Regions from separate parts of the Homo sapiens genome. Here region 2 is linked to region 1. The links are chromatin contacts, found by Hi-C in ENCODE. All regions are on one chromosome and are shown on one strand. The core of a region is the stretch at or near the end of the contact, and the rest is flanking DNA. Distances in the headings are between cores, read along the strand shown.

Evidence for each region. A loop is a pair of places that touch in the nucleus more often than their neighbours do. Pooled maps may share reads with other maps.
Region 2: a map of OCI-LY7 shows a loop between it and region 1 (4-fold over the local background). The contact joins the promoter of SLC35A1 here to the promoter of CNR1 in region 1. A Hi-C loop is called at or near these places in 1 of 168 maps with a recorded cell type or tissue (OCI-LY7), 5 of 37 single-sample maps with no recorded cell type and 9 of 50 pooled maps.

What each region holds. Positions count from the first base shown.
Region 1 is chr6:88,164,944-88,171,932 of GRCh38, reverse strand. It overlaps CNR1 (cannabinoid receptor 1), which reads left to right and starts at 5,586. Exons shown (of 2, transcript NM_016083.6): 1 at 5,586-6,130. RefSeq lists silencers at 4,460-4,659, 4,730-5,169, 5,230-5,909.
Region 2 is chr6:87,471,565-87,479,043 of GRCh38, reverse strand. It overlaps SLC35A1 (solute carrier family 35 member A1), which reads right to left and starts at 6,070. Exons shown (of 8, transcript NM_006416.5): 1 at 6,025-6,070; 2 at 1,505-1,682. The coding sequence starts at 6,040. It overlaps LOC124901357 (a long non-coding RNA gene), which reads left to right and starts at 6,099. Exons shown (of 2, transcript XR_007059668.1): 1 at 6,099-6,271; 2 at 6,546-7,479. RefSeq lists enhancers at 5,202-5,301, 5,352-5,521, 5,517-6,423 and a silencer at 5,972-6,111.

The DNA of each region.
Region 1 (6,989 bases), core at 4,337-6,836:
ACTCACAAACACTGTATAAAGGAAATTAGAGATATTAGTGTTATTCCCATCACACAGAATAGAAAAATGAGGCCTAGAAATGGTGCATGATAGCCTGGGCCATCAGCACCAGAGCTGGGGGTAAAATCTATATCCCCAAATGTTCTCAAATCTCCACTACAGCCTGTCTAAATTAATGGTTCTTTAAACAAAAAAAATTCAAAAACAATCTGATCCTTTCAATTCTTCAATAAGGCCTAAACTGTACCGGTTTCTTTAACAATGTTTTAGATACAACAAGCCAGACAAGACATCCAAAGATAAACCGCACACCCCATTGGCTTTTGCCAATTCTCATTTTTACTGGCAGCTGCATTTCAAGGAAAAGCTGGTGAACTGCAGGGAGTAGATAATGGTGGCTTCTCAAGGTATCAGTACATCTAGACCACTGTGCAAAGCAGATAATCTACAGCATCTGTTTAGAATGGGAGAGACAGCAAAGAAGTCACAGCTGAGCCCCAAGAAACCCTCAAAATGTGAGCACTTTGTTTATGAATCAGCTGCCTGCTCTATGGCTTGAGAATTAAAGAGCCTCAGCCAGGCTGTGGTCCTCTCCATACACTTAACACAGATGCAGCAACAGTGTAGCAGAAGTTGTGGGAGAAATAAAAACAGCAATCACTGATTGAGAGTCTAACTTCCAGGTACCAGCCTGGTTGTTTTATGTATATTGTTTCATTTAATCCTCATAGACCAAGATAGATGGTCATTTCTTTTTCTTTTTCCAAGCTTCTACCTGAAGTTGAAATAAACCATGAAGAACACCAAGAAGAGAGTTTACTCGGAAGGCCAAGTGATTAAGAAGTACATATCTTTTAGTAGTATGTTTCTATTCTTTGCCGTATTTTAGCATTATAATACTGCTGCTTGCCCTATTTTTTAAAAGTGAAATATTTAGACATATAATATTTATAGCCTTTTAATTGGAAAGTTTTGATGACTCGTTTGTAAGAGTTTAATCAAAGGAGAACAAAAGCTTTATTAACCTGCCTCCTCACCCCCCTTCTTTGCACGATGTGCTTGTTTATTATCTGTTGGAACATACTCCTCATATGGTTTGAAATGAAAGGATGATCCATCTCCTCATTACCAATCCTCTGCTTGGTGATGAAAAACAAAACAAAACATATGAACAAAGGAAAATGCCTTCCTGCCATTTCTCAGCCTTCCCTGTGCTGCTCAGCTGGGATGTTAAAGATCTGGATTTAATGAAAGAAGGTGAGAAGGTGAACGACAACAACAAAAAGCCCTAATGAGCGAATATTTAGTTATACAGGAAGATCACTGAGAAGTGGCAGCAATTTTCTTTGTACCTAATACAACGCAGTATCTCCCAAGGTCAAACAAGCCCATGGCCCTTCCTTCCTTACCCATTCATTGCCTACCCTGGCAACCCACTTCTCCACCTAGAGCAGGTCTCACAAAGTTTAATTTCTGACAGTTGAGTGAAAAAGAATCTCTTTTCCAACACCAACTTGTAGTTCTTGAGAAGCACGCAGAAGTGGTGCAGGAGTTTCTTTCAGTTGCTCGCATCGCTGGTGGAGCAACTCACGAGCAGGCATTTCAGACCTTACGCTGTGGATGGCAGAGCCCCAGCCCAGTCTGCAGGCTTACTGACACTTACCCTTTAGACTGGGAGTGAAGAAGCAGATTCCCATCTAGTAATGCAGAGCCACTGAAAAACAAAATGCTTCAAGGGAGAGCCAATAACAGCTGTCGAAACTCTAAAGCAATGCTCCGAATTAGAATGAAATCGTGTAGTCATAATATCATTCCTAAAATGTCCTTAATCAGTGAGCGTTCCAGCCCTGTAGTGTGAGCATCACACTGAAAATACCAAAGAAAACGTGAGGACCAAACTTGGACCGAACCCCCAAAACTCTAAAAGAGAGTGATGTCGCTTTCCAAACCAGGAAATCATGACTCATCATCCCCAACAGACCACCCATTTGGGGAGTGGGAGAGAAGCACGACAAACCATGGCAAGTTAAAAAAAATAAAATAAAACCAAAAACATCTTGAAGTAGAGCTCCTTTTGGATCCACAGCTATCTCACCAAAGCAGACATGTTTCCTTGATGCTCTATGGCCAGTAGAACTCTTAACACTTTGGCAGGCATAAATTGAGATCTTTCTTTGAAGTTGAAATATGCAGCCTTAACTGTGCTCTCATCCTCTACATTTCACTGAGTGAATAACCTAAATTACACAGAACGGCAGTAAATTGGCTCATCATAGCCCTGTTCTAATTTTAAAAGGATAAGGATCTGAAAAACCAGGCAGCCTAGCACTGAAGGGACTACTGAAGCCTGTTCAGGGGCTGCCGGGGCATTTCCTCAGAAGGTCATGGATTCAAATTCAACCTGGGTTTGTGGTGACCAAGAGCCATTCAGCACTTCATGTTAAATTTATGAATGCTCTCAACATAATGTTCCTAATAGGGAGGCTGACAGCTTGCATTTGTCATTCTTGCTGACTGTCTCAGGAGTACAGTGGATGGCCAACCACATGTGGAAACTAAATCATTTCCTCCCACATAAAGGTGATCCTTGCAAAATGTGAACTCCAAGGTACCGAAGAGCATCTTTCCCTCGCACCATCTGCTGTCTGATCTCTGCCCCTCTTCCAGTTGCCCCAATCCAAGGAAAAAGTACAGCAGCTCTCCTGTCTGTCAGTCTAATACCTTGACGAAAATTTAAAGATGCACATGAAGGCCCACAAGAACAGTATTTGCCAAGGAACATAACTCTCTTGTTTTTGACACAGCATTCACTTGTGGTGATAAAATGCCAGGTCATAAGTCAAATTTTGACTCCATTACTGATTATTATCCTTGAGCTCTAAATGGAAAGTCAGTACAATTCAGCTGTCAGGCTCCAGGTTTCCCCCAACCCTGAACAACAGAATAACAAACTAAACAGTTATCTCGGCTGGAGTCACTACTAGATGAGATTCCGAGTGATTGGCTCTGGCCACAGGTCACACTGGCCCATCAACGATCTTAGGTTTCTGCTTGGAATTTCATAGAATTCAGTGAAGAAACCCAACGTCAATCAGAAGATATTTGGGATGACTTAGAGACACAATAATCAGATTGTTCCTCTTTATGAAAAAGCAAAAGCTGGTGTGGCTGAGTTGAGATACAAGATTTCCATGGAATACCTTTCACAGGTTGATGCTGACCACCACGAAGGTATAGATCAACATGTGGGAAAGTGCTCCTTATAGAAGGAGCACCACCAGGGTGTGTCAGTGTTGTTTAGCTGAGTGATGTTGAACAGCTCTGCCACTCCAACAGCTCACGCCCTCCAGCTACAGGGGAGGGTGGTAGCACCCAAGTGAAATCCTGTGGCCTGAAAGCATTCTAGGAGTCCAGCTCCCCCAGGTTTCTTGTGACTGAAGATGTCCTTATCACAGTCAGAGGAAGCGCTGCCTTGATCCTTTCTTTTAATTACTAGCAGTCATTTGAAACTGAGCTGCCAGGTGGAGGAGAGACTTTGAAGTTATTGTCATCTGGCCTCTTGGGAAATCAGAGTCTGCGAGGTCATAAGGAGAGAAAATTTTTGCAAATATTTCCTACTGCCAGGGGTGTGAGGTGAAGGGAAAATCTAACAACCACGACCCCTAAAAGAAAAAAGCAACAGATGTTGAAGCCTCCTCCCTTTGAATCTTGCGCTGGAGCTGTCTCTGCCATGGAGGTGGGCTAAAAATGCCTGTGAGTAGAGCCTTCCCCAAGCAGCAGGGTTAAGGCTCAGCACTAATCCCACATCTACTATCTATCTCCCAGTCATTCTTCCATCTATCGATGGGTCCATCAGAACTTTATTGATAACCTTTTCTAACCACCCACCTAGTAGGACTTAATCATTTCAGCGGTGGACTCTCTCTCTCAATGGAGTCAAATGGTCATTTGCTTGACGGAAATACTTCTAGTCTAAAGCAGTCTAGGGGGATTTTCAAAAACTGCACTAGTGCTCTGCGGGAAGCCTTTGTACGATTTGGCCTGACGTTTCCAAAACGGTTTTACAGCCTTCCCTCCTCCAGGACCTTGAACTCAACAATCTTCCTTCTTTCCCTGAGAGGCTCGCTTTCACAGATTCTCACCACGTAGTTCAAATATAGGGTCCAGATATAGTACGGTTGCTGTTGGGGTCTGATCAGGGGCGGGAAGACCTGGAGGTCGGTAAAACGGAGCGGTGCGGGATGATGTCTGGGAACACCGGCAAGGTGTCATAAAATGAACGCCAAGGCGGCCACAAGAGGACGGCCGGGAACCGAACCCAGCGCCCAGCACGGGGCCCTTGTGGCCGACGTGACGTGGCTCCGTCAGGTGGAAACCGTGCGATCCTCTCCCGATCCAACTCACGAGAGATAAAGATGTCTAAATAACCACGACCGCCGCCGCACACCCTGCAGGGCCCCGGGGGCGGAGGGGAGGGGAGCGCCTCCTCGGCAGAAGCGGCGGCCCAGGCTTGTTTGGAGGTTCGCAATTCACCATGATAAATGTAAAGACCAATTAAGGTTTGATCCGTGCACACAGGAGGCAGACGGCGGCTGATAGTGGAAACAATTAACGAGCATGTCCCCTAATTCCTGCCGCGGCTGCTGAGCACACCGCGGCTCCCCAGGCGCCCGCCGCTGCCGCCCCCGAGTCCCAGAGCCCCCAGTCCGGCCCTGGAGTGGGGCGTCCTCCTCCAGCGAAAAGGTGCGAGGAGCGGGGCCCCGGGTGGCCGGGGAGGGGGCGCGCCGGGCCGGGAGGCGCGGAGCCAGCCGCCTACGGAGCCCAACTGTTTGCATCGGGGACCGGCGGGCGGGGCGCGCCCGAGTGGTCTCGCCGGGAAAGGGCGGCGGGCGCTGGAGAAGGCGCCTGGCGCGAAGCTGGGCGGCGCCCCGAGGGCGGAGGACAGGTGGCCGCGCGACCGCAGCCAGGTAGCGAACGGCTCGGGGGCTGCGCAGCGCGGTCCCAAAGCTCAGCCCGGCCCCGGGCCCAGCTCGCTGCCGCCTGCCACGGGAGCGGCCTTGCGCGGAGGGAGGGGGCGCGAGACCGCACCCCCGGGCCCGGCGCGCCTCGGCCTCTGGGCTCCCGCTCCCCTTCCCCTTCCGGCTCAGCCCGCTGCCCCAGACGTGACCCCCGCGGAAGGTGTTGGCGATGCGCGCTGCCCGGGAGCGTGTGATTAATGGCCCCGAGGTCGTGGGCGGCGCATGCACCAGCCCCTTCTTGGCCTGGTCAGGGTGTGAGGGTATCCGGGAGCACAGCGAGGTCATGGCAGCGGGGGCCTCCGGGAGCGCGGCGGCGGAGGAGGAGGAGGAAGAGGAGAAGTAGGTGACGCGGGCCGAAGAGGCTTGTCCCCTCTGGCCCCAGGGCTGGCGCCGCGGCGGGTCCCCCGCCCCAAGCAAAGTTTGGGGCTACGGGCGCTGCGCTCAGGTCCCTCCCCGCGCAGTTCCCTCGGCGGGGTCTGTGCCGCCGCCGCTGCCAGGGCAGGACAAAGGCTCATTAACACGTGATGGGACCGCGCTTCATAAATGGGACTGGAGCGAGAGGGAGCCAGAGACAGCGCGAGCGGAGGGAGCGGCAGGGACTGCGCGAGCGGGACGAGGCGACGGGCGCCCGGGCTGGCGGAGACGGGCGGCCCCACGCCGGGCCAGGCGGGGCTCGCGGGAGGACCCAGTGAAGAGCCTGGGAAGGGGCGAGGCTCGCCGGCGGTCGGAGCAGCGGGGCGCCAGTCCCGGTCGCTGTCGCGGGCGGGCGCTGGAGACCGGGACGCCGGCGCTCGGACGGACTGACTTGCTGACCGCCCGCCGGAGGCACACCCCACTCCACCCCACCCCGCCTCGCCAGCAGCCCGGCGCCGGCGCCGCCTCCCGCACGCTACTCCCTCTGCCACCCCTTCCTTCTCCACTTCTTTTCCGCCTCCGCCTCTTCTTGTCTCCCGCGGCGCCAGCGCCTTCCCTTGGCCCGGGCGGGGGCCTCGGCTCCCTGCAGAGCTCTCCGTAGTCAGTGGGGGATATTTCGTTCTAGCGGACAACCAGCCCCTGAGCTGGGCGAGAGGTGCCAAGGGAGCTTCTGTCCCGAGGACCAGGGGATGCGAAGGGTAAGACCTGGCAGAGTTGCGTTTGGAAATACTTTTTCCGCCTCCCGCCCCCTCGGGTACGACCAGTGTGGTCCCCAAGTGTCCTTCGTGGAGTTCTTATTCCGTGTGAGCGAATCGTGCGTCGGTGTTTACTTAGCTGTATGGCCCCAGCCTGTTAACTGTGATCTGTTCTACTTCTGGAGATTTCTACCATTTACTATTTATTGAATGTGTGTGCACCTGGCTCTGTATGCACTGATGTCTGTTTGTAGAAAATGGGTAATTGTGCATGTTTGAAAAACGGGCGCTTGAGTTGGTGCTGAATGCCTATAAACCATGTTAGCAGCTAAGTCTTCCCAGGGAAATACATCGATCTCTGCTGCAAGCCTAGAAACTGACTAATGTAAAATAGTAAATGTCATATAAAGAGATGTATGTCAAATAATAAACTTTTGATAAAAAGCTACAGGAACCACTTCTCTTTGAGGAAAAACAAATGTCCATGTAACTAATACCTAAAATTGAATGTTGATGGAACCGTTTAACTCAGAACTAGCTGTTAGATGACTAAAGTTAATGTTGCATTTTTAAAAGACATTTCTTGTTAAGGCTTACAAATCATAAACGGATCACCTCTCAAATAAAAATATGTTTGCTGTAATAGACATGAGAAACTGTCATTTGGTCATTTGGAAGTTTAAAAGCAACATGCATGTTTCTGATTTTAATAGATTGTCTCTCAGATATTTAAAATTGAACAGATAAAAAAACAAAAGAAATGTTTAGTAACGTATTAATCATTTTGCCTCCCATCTTTTTTTATTTTCCTCCAAATAAGTGCTATTCTTGCCTTTGTTGTTGATTTCCTGATATAGTAAGC
Region 2 (7,479 bases), core at 4,821-7,320, 690 kb after region 1:
GCTCTGCCATAACCATTTTTCCCGCCAAACCACTCATCCCATCACTCTCTTTAAATTAGCCAACTGGAATTAGTTTAGCCTGTGCAGTCTAACCCTAGCCAATAGGGGAACGACAGAGCCATAGAGGCCACGTGCATAAGGAATAAGTCCCCTTTTCCTCCCTTGTCCAGGTGTGCGCTCACCATTGCTCCATCTGTGAGGGCACACCCTTCTATAGAAGGAAAACTGCCTTGCTGAGAAGAAAAAAAGAAAATTTTGTATTCGAGTGCTGTTTTTTTGTGTGTGGCACTGAAACTTTATTTATAACACATATTTTTCATATTCGAACTACTTCAAGTGGATTAGTATAAGCCTTTTCAAGATCTAGAACCAATTTTCAACACTTTCACTCGGTATCTTTCCCAAAATGATAGCCATGCTTGCAGTTGCATTATCAACTGTCTCATCACACACTGCTGAAGCTGAAGCAATCACAATGTCGTGTAACATTTCAATATTTAAATGTAATGTCTGTTTCTACATAAAAGCCTACACACAACACTATTCCTCCCTGCTTCCCTTCACTCACCAACACACATCTTGAAACCTGTATGACTTCTTAACTGCCCCAATGACTCCTATAGGTCCCCATCTCATAAATCTTTCCCCTGGTAATTTACCTATTAGATTTTATTTAATTTTCAGCACCCCATATTATTTTCTCAAATTAAAAAAATGAACAAACTGAAGCTTAAAGAGGTTACAAGTGTGTATGCAGCCACAATCTCAGTCTAGGATTAAAATTAGGTCTATCTCCTCCAATGCCCCTAATTCTTAACCCTCTCTTATACCACATCCTTAGCTAAACAATTCTTGCATGATGTTTTTGATTCAAAGCCCGGTGCTGCCACATATTAACAGTGTAATCTTAAGGAACCTCAGATGCTGCGTCAATAAAACAGGGGTAAAGTACTTACCTTGAAAATGTGGAAGAAGTAAATGAGAAAACACAAAAAACACATAGCACAGTGCCTAGCACTTAACATAGGAAACACTCAAGAAATGTTATTATTATTATATTCATCCAAAACACAAGTCAATAATTGTTTTCTGTAAGGGCCAAACAGTAAATATTTTAGGCTTTGCAAGCCAGTCAGTCTCCATTACACCAAAACCAGGGAGCAAGCTGGATTTGGCCCATGAGACATAGTTTGCCAACTTCTATTCTACAGCAGCGTTCTTCAACCTCAGCAGTACTGACATTTGGGGCTGGATAAATCTTTGTTGTGAGGCTGTCATGGGGATTGCAGGATGTTTAGCAGCATCCTTGGTCTCCACCCACTAGATGCCAGTAGCATCTCTCAAGTTGTGACAACTAAAAAATCTTCTGGGGGGCAAAATCACCCCTAGTTGAGAAACACTGACCCAGAGCAATTAAACATATAAAGATGTAGCTTGAATTTTCTAACAAATACCCTCACCAGGTAGAAAAATAATTTAACACACTATAAGTATTTATACTCACTTAGCTAAAATTCCCACACTTAGCAATAACTTTATAACTTCTGTGATACACACGGCTGTGGTTGAAAAGTAGAGTTCTTTGTCTGATGTCCTTGTGTATCTTAAAGCTATGGTATAGACTGCAGCCATCAGGGTCATCACTGCCAAGCAGTATAACTTGAATAATAAAGTGACATTGTCTGGAAAATACGTGCAACAAAGACATTACTTAGTAGACAATATATGTATATATAAGTTAATAAACTAGTTATAGCCTAAAAATACTTTCCAATTCCAAGCACAAAATATTTTCTAAAACTCATGCTTAAAAATTTTTTTCAAAACAATGTTTGCCAATTACATGAGCGTGCACACACACACACACACACACACACCACAGCTGACTTTAAACATCAGCCAATTAGGCATAAGTTTTGTTCCTAGGGAGTGCCCCAATTGCAAGACTATGTAGCGTACTGATTCTAGTTCAGGATGTTATAAATTACATTATATATATATTGGTGGTGGTGGTGGGTTTTTTTGGAGACAAGGTCTCACTCTGTCCCCCAGGTTGGAATACAGTGGCGCGATCTCAGCTCACTGCAACCTCCACCTCCCAGGTTCAAGCGATTCTCGTGCCTCAGCCTCCCGGGACTACAGGCGTGCACTACCACAGCCAGCTAATTTTTTGCATTTTTAGTAGAGATGGGGTTTCCCCATGTTGGCCAGGCTGGTGTCTAACTCCTGACCTCAAGTGATCCGCCCACCTCCGCCTCCTGAAGTGCTGGAATTACAGGTGTGAGCCACCGTGCCAGACATATATTTTAGGACAGGGTCTCACTCTGTCACCCAGGCTGGAGTGCAGTGGCATGATCTTGACGTGATCTCGGCTCACTGCAAACTCCACCTCCCGGGTTCAAGCAATTCTCCTGCCTTAGCCTCCTGAGCAGCTGGGATTACAGGCACCCGCCACTACACCCAGCTAATTTTTGTATTTTTAGTAGGGAAGAGGTTTCACCATGTTGGCCAGGCTGGTCTCGAACTCCTGACCTCAGGTGATCCACCCACCTCGGCCTCCCAAACTGCTGGGATTACAGGCATTAGCCACCACGCCTGGCCCCAGCACATATTTTAAATATTTTTATGATTACAAACTTGTGGATGCAAAGCATGAAACCAACTGCAGCAATGTATATTCTAGATTTAAAGGCAGCAGAAAGAAAATAATAATTGAGAAATGAGTGGGGCTTAATATAAAACTTTTTCACAATAAGAACTTACAACTAGCCACTCATTTCATTGCATTATACAAAACAATAATTCATAACACAGGAAAAGAATATTAAGAACACACCTCTATAAAACTAGAAATGCAGGAAACATATAAACACTTAATTTAAGAATTGCCTGCAAGTATATCTGAGCAGCAGCCATCTCTCAGGCACCAGAGCCTGTCCAAGACCTTTGGTAAAACCATAAGCAGTGGGTACCAAGTCTCCCTCATACTTCCTTATTCCCAGACCTGCTCGGGTACTGCCATCACCCAAGGATCAAACTATTTCTACTTTCCTCACCCACCTCCCACCTATTGTCCCCCAGTTCCCCTTCACCTCCATTCAAATCTTTAGGCTCAAGGTTAAACAGGGATCAGCAAATTTTTCTGCAAAGGGCCAGAAACAAATATTTTAGGCTTTCCAGAGCCATACTTTGACAACTCCAGGTTAAGAACCAGAAGGACACCAGGTGACTCCAGCCTGCTACTTTAACTACATTATATGCTAAGTAAGATTTTGTTCACTGCTTTGGGAGCCTAATCACAATTCAAAGATAGTTTTCATAGGGAAATAAAACAGGAGTTTCAAACAGATTATCTTTAGATACAGTATGGTTGGATCTTACAAGGAAACAGGTTCTTCAATATAAATATTTTCCCGAGTGCATTAAAGAATATTTTCTGAATTGTAGGCAATTTTTAAAAACCATATCAGGTTTTAAATAAAAAGTAAAACAGAAGAAATAGTTTTTAACTGCTTAAACTTTCTTTCCAAAAGATCTGAGGAGCCAAAAAATCAGTGTTTATATAAAAGGAAGTGAAGGAGATCACTATAATACTTCCTTTGTTCTAAAACTTTCCTACACAAGGGAAGAAATATGACTTCAAAAATATACAGCAATAACCTTTAATCAGTAGAAGAGAAGGCACTTCCCATCTTCTAGATAAAGGGTGAACAAACTATATATGTCGCCAGTTTACATGAGGCCTGTGAACTCACGATTGTTTTACATTTTTAAATGGTTGATAAAAAATGTAATAACATCTTGTGATATGTGAAAATTGCAGGAAATTCAAATTCTAGTGTCCATGAATAGTTTTATTAGAACATAGCCATGCTCATTTGTTTCTAAATTATCCAGGCTACTTTTTTTTCCCTACAACAGCAGATCTGAGTAGTTATGACAAGAGACTATCCAGCCCTTCACAGGAAAAGTTTGCCATCTCATGTCCTAGATTATCAACACTTTCATAAATAAGAGAAGTTAGGGCTGATAAACTAAAAAGTACTTTATTTTAGCTACTGTACAGGTTCCTGATTCCAAAAACAACAAAGTGAATATTTAAACACTAAACCAAATATTGATAGCCTACAAACATATTCTGACTTATAATATTGTCATTAACTTGAAAAAATACCTTTTTGCATAGTGAGTATATGGGAATATATATTATATTCTTGAAAATAACTACTGATCTAAGTGGAAGGGTAATCAAATAAGTTTAGGTATGTGCAAAACAGATTGGGCTTTGACATGGAATACCAGTTTTTAAACGTATTTCAACTTTTAAATACTAAATGTTTTTAAGTACGATTTTCTCTGGCAGTTTAACATCAGACCAAACTATTTCTTGTTCACTCCATTCACAAATTCTCCAGTATAAAACTTCAGTTATTAGCAATTTCAATTATTTCAGGGTAACAGCAAAAGTCCATATGTAATCACTTCAAATTGGGCAAATAATTCAAATCACACCCAATGCCAGTAACTATAAAGCTAGCCCACAACTCAACTGGCAGCCACATCTTAACCCTGCATTGTTCCCTGCTTCTCACGAAATTCTATTAGCTCCCATATAGTGTTTGTGTGGAAATGTCCCCCAAAAGAAACTTACAGTTTAAAATGTTTTTTTTCGGTTATGTTTTACTATAGTTTATGGGGACATTATTTGTAATACTTAAGAACTTAGAAATTCTGTAAGTCCCAGATAAATCCTTTGTGGATATTCGGAAACTATGGAAACTGTAGTTTTGTTAGGATTACAATCAAGGCTCAACAAATATGTATTGGCAATAAGCCTAAACCTTTACATTGTTGCAGCTATTTCAAGTAATGATTTGACTTCTGTAATTTATAAGTTTTCGTTCGGATCAATTTTGCTATCCCCATTCCATTTTAGTTATCAAAACAATTCTATTTCTTTTTCTTTTATTTCCTGTGTTGCTACAAAAAAAGGCTTTTAAGATTGGACTTATTTGAAATGAAACAGAAAGAAGACATAAGAGAAGCATATGCAACTAAAGACAATGCCCCTGGGCAGGGCCTGATGAGAAACATGGACCCCGCAACAGGGAAAATAACTTGAAACCCACGCAAGAAGATATTCCTTATGTATTCGTTCAATATTTATTCAAGGGTGAAGCCAAGTGCTCTATGGAGGAAGGGTGGAGCAAGAATCCGGGTGTTGCCCAACTTCTCCTGGTTAATGCACCACAGTCAAAGAATCCACCTCTGGTCCCAACTTACACACACTGCTCAGCAAAAAGTGGTGCGGAGTCAATTAGACTCGCCCTCCTTAAATGTCAATTAGTCAACAAATACGCCTTCACCCGAATGTGCCATCCCTCAGGAGGAGGGAGGTGGATCTCAGCTTCCACCCCAAATAGCAGCATACAGCATTCTCTATAATTACACACAGCATACAGGTGGGAACTGTTAACGACTGTTATCTTCCTTTCGTTACGATTTCAGTGCTGTTTTGACGCCCCAGTGATGTCTTTAGTGGTTGTTGCATGGCCCAGCCGCCGCATGGGATCTGCGCCCGGAGCCTGCCTTTAAGCCTCTGAGCATCCACAGGGTAGGAGGCGCAGAGGAGACCGGAGCCGCGGGGCCAGGGTGAAGAACTGTCCTGCCTCGCTGGGTAATGCGGTCCAGCCCCGGACCCACGCCCTGGCCTCTCTCCGGGTCCGCCGCAGCCCCGGCCTGTCAGAATTCGGTTCCCACCCACTCCCAGCTAGTGGAGGTCAGTGCGGTCTCTGACTCCGACCTGCCCAGCGCGGAGTCAGCCGCGGAGACTGCAGCCGCAGCGGAAGGCAGGCTGCCCTGACTGCCGGGAGCGGCTCCACGCAAACTCCTGACGCCTCAGCCAGGCCCCAGAGGCACTGGGCAACCAGGGTGCTCCGCTGCCCGACAGGGGCTGACCAGCGCAGATGCTCGCCCGCCGCCGCCCCCCGCGGACTCCCCACTCCCAGCAGACCCAGTTCTCACCTCTCGGGGCAGCCATGGTTCCCCGACAGCCCCCCGCGGAACTGACGCCCGCCCCCTCCGCGCCCCCGCGCAGGACACCGGGGACCGCCCCTTGTGGTCATAGAGACGAAGCCGCTCGGCCTAGAGCGCCTCGCCGGCCTCCCGGTCGGCCACGCACTAAAACTGGGCTCAGGAATCCAAGCTACACCCCAAAATGGGGAGAACGCGGATCGAAGGGAGGCCTTCCCGGCCGCGTCCTAGGTGACAGGTGTGTGAAATTCGGTTGGGGAGGTAGTTCTGTAAACTGCGTCTCCCCGCCAGCTAAGGAAGTTGAGTGAAGGGAGCGTTGCCGTCTGGGAATCGTAGTCCTCACAAAGGCGTGAGTAGGCGGCAAATAAGGATTTGGGTTTAGCCTTGGGGATTCACTCCTGTCAAAGCTGTTAGAGAAGCTCCCAGAACTCGTAAAGTAACAGAAACTACTTGCGGCAACATTTGTAACTTCCACCTGGCTCATTATCTTCCACTGTTACCTTGTGTTCTAGATAAGTTATAATTTATTCTACATATCGTTCAGAAGTCTTGTGCCTGTTCCATATCGTCAGCAGTCATCGGTTGTATTTACCCAGCCAGGCATTCTAACTAATGATCTTCGCACAACAAAACGGCCTTTAAAAAATCAGATGTATCGGCCGGGCGTGGTGGCTCACGCCTGTAATCCCAGCACTTTGGGAAGTCGAGGCAGATGGATCACCTAAGGTCAGGAGTTCGAGACCAGCCTGGCCAATATGGCGAAACCCCGTCTTTACTAAAAATACAAAAAATTAGCCGGGCGTGGTGGCGCGCACCGGTAATCCCAGCTACTCAGGAGGCCGAAGCGGGAGAATCACTTGAACCCGGGAGATTGCAGTGAGCCGAGATTGCGCCCCTGCACTCCAGCCTGGGCGACACAGCGAGACTTCGTCTCAAAAAACAAAAAAAATTAGATATATCAACAGGCATTTTAACCACTATAATCTCCACTTTCACTAGGGGATGTTAATTAGCTATCATAATTGATATTAGAAATAATTCATTGGTGAAATAAATGATGTTCAAGATATGTGGATTGGTTTAAAATAATATGAAAATACCTCAGCACTTACAGGAATAGGGATGCAAGATTCTGAGCTGCCCAGCAGCCCACACCTTCTGCAGCATGTTCTTTCCCCAAAATTGTCCTTTTAGAGGGTTGGTTGTATACCATTGTCTTGTTAAATATACATATAGATATATCTGGTCTGTTAACATTGTTGGAACATTTTGCATGCCTTATTAGCATCATATTAATATTGGGAGGGGCTCCCAGGAGACCAGAGTTGACTTTGTAGAGGCAGACATTTGATTAATCTCATTTTGCAATAGTGTTGGACTTTTCCTCTACCTGGTAGTAAGTGTGCTCACTGGTGCTAATCTTCCCTTATTGTAATTGATACAGTT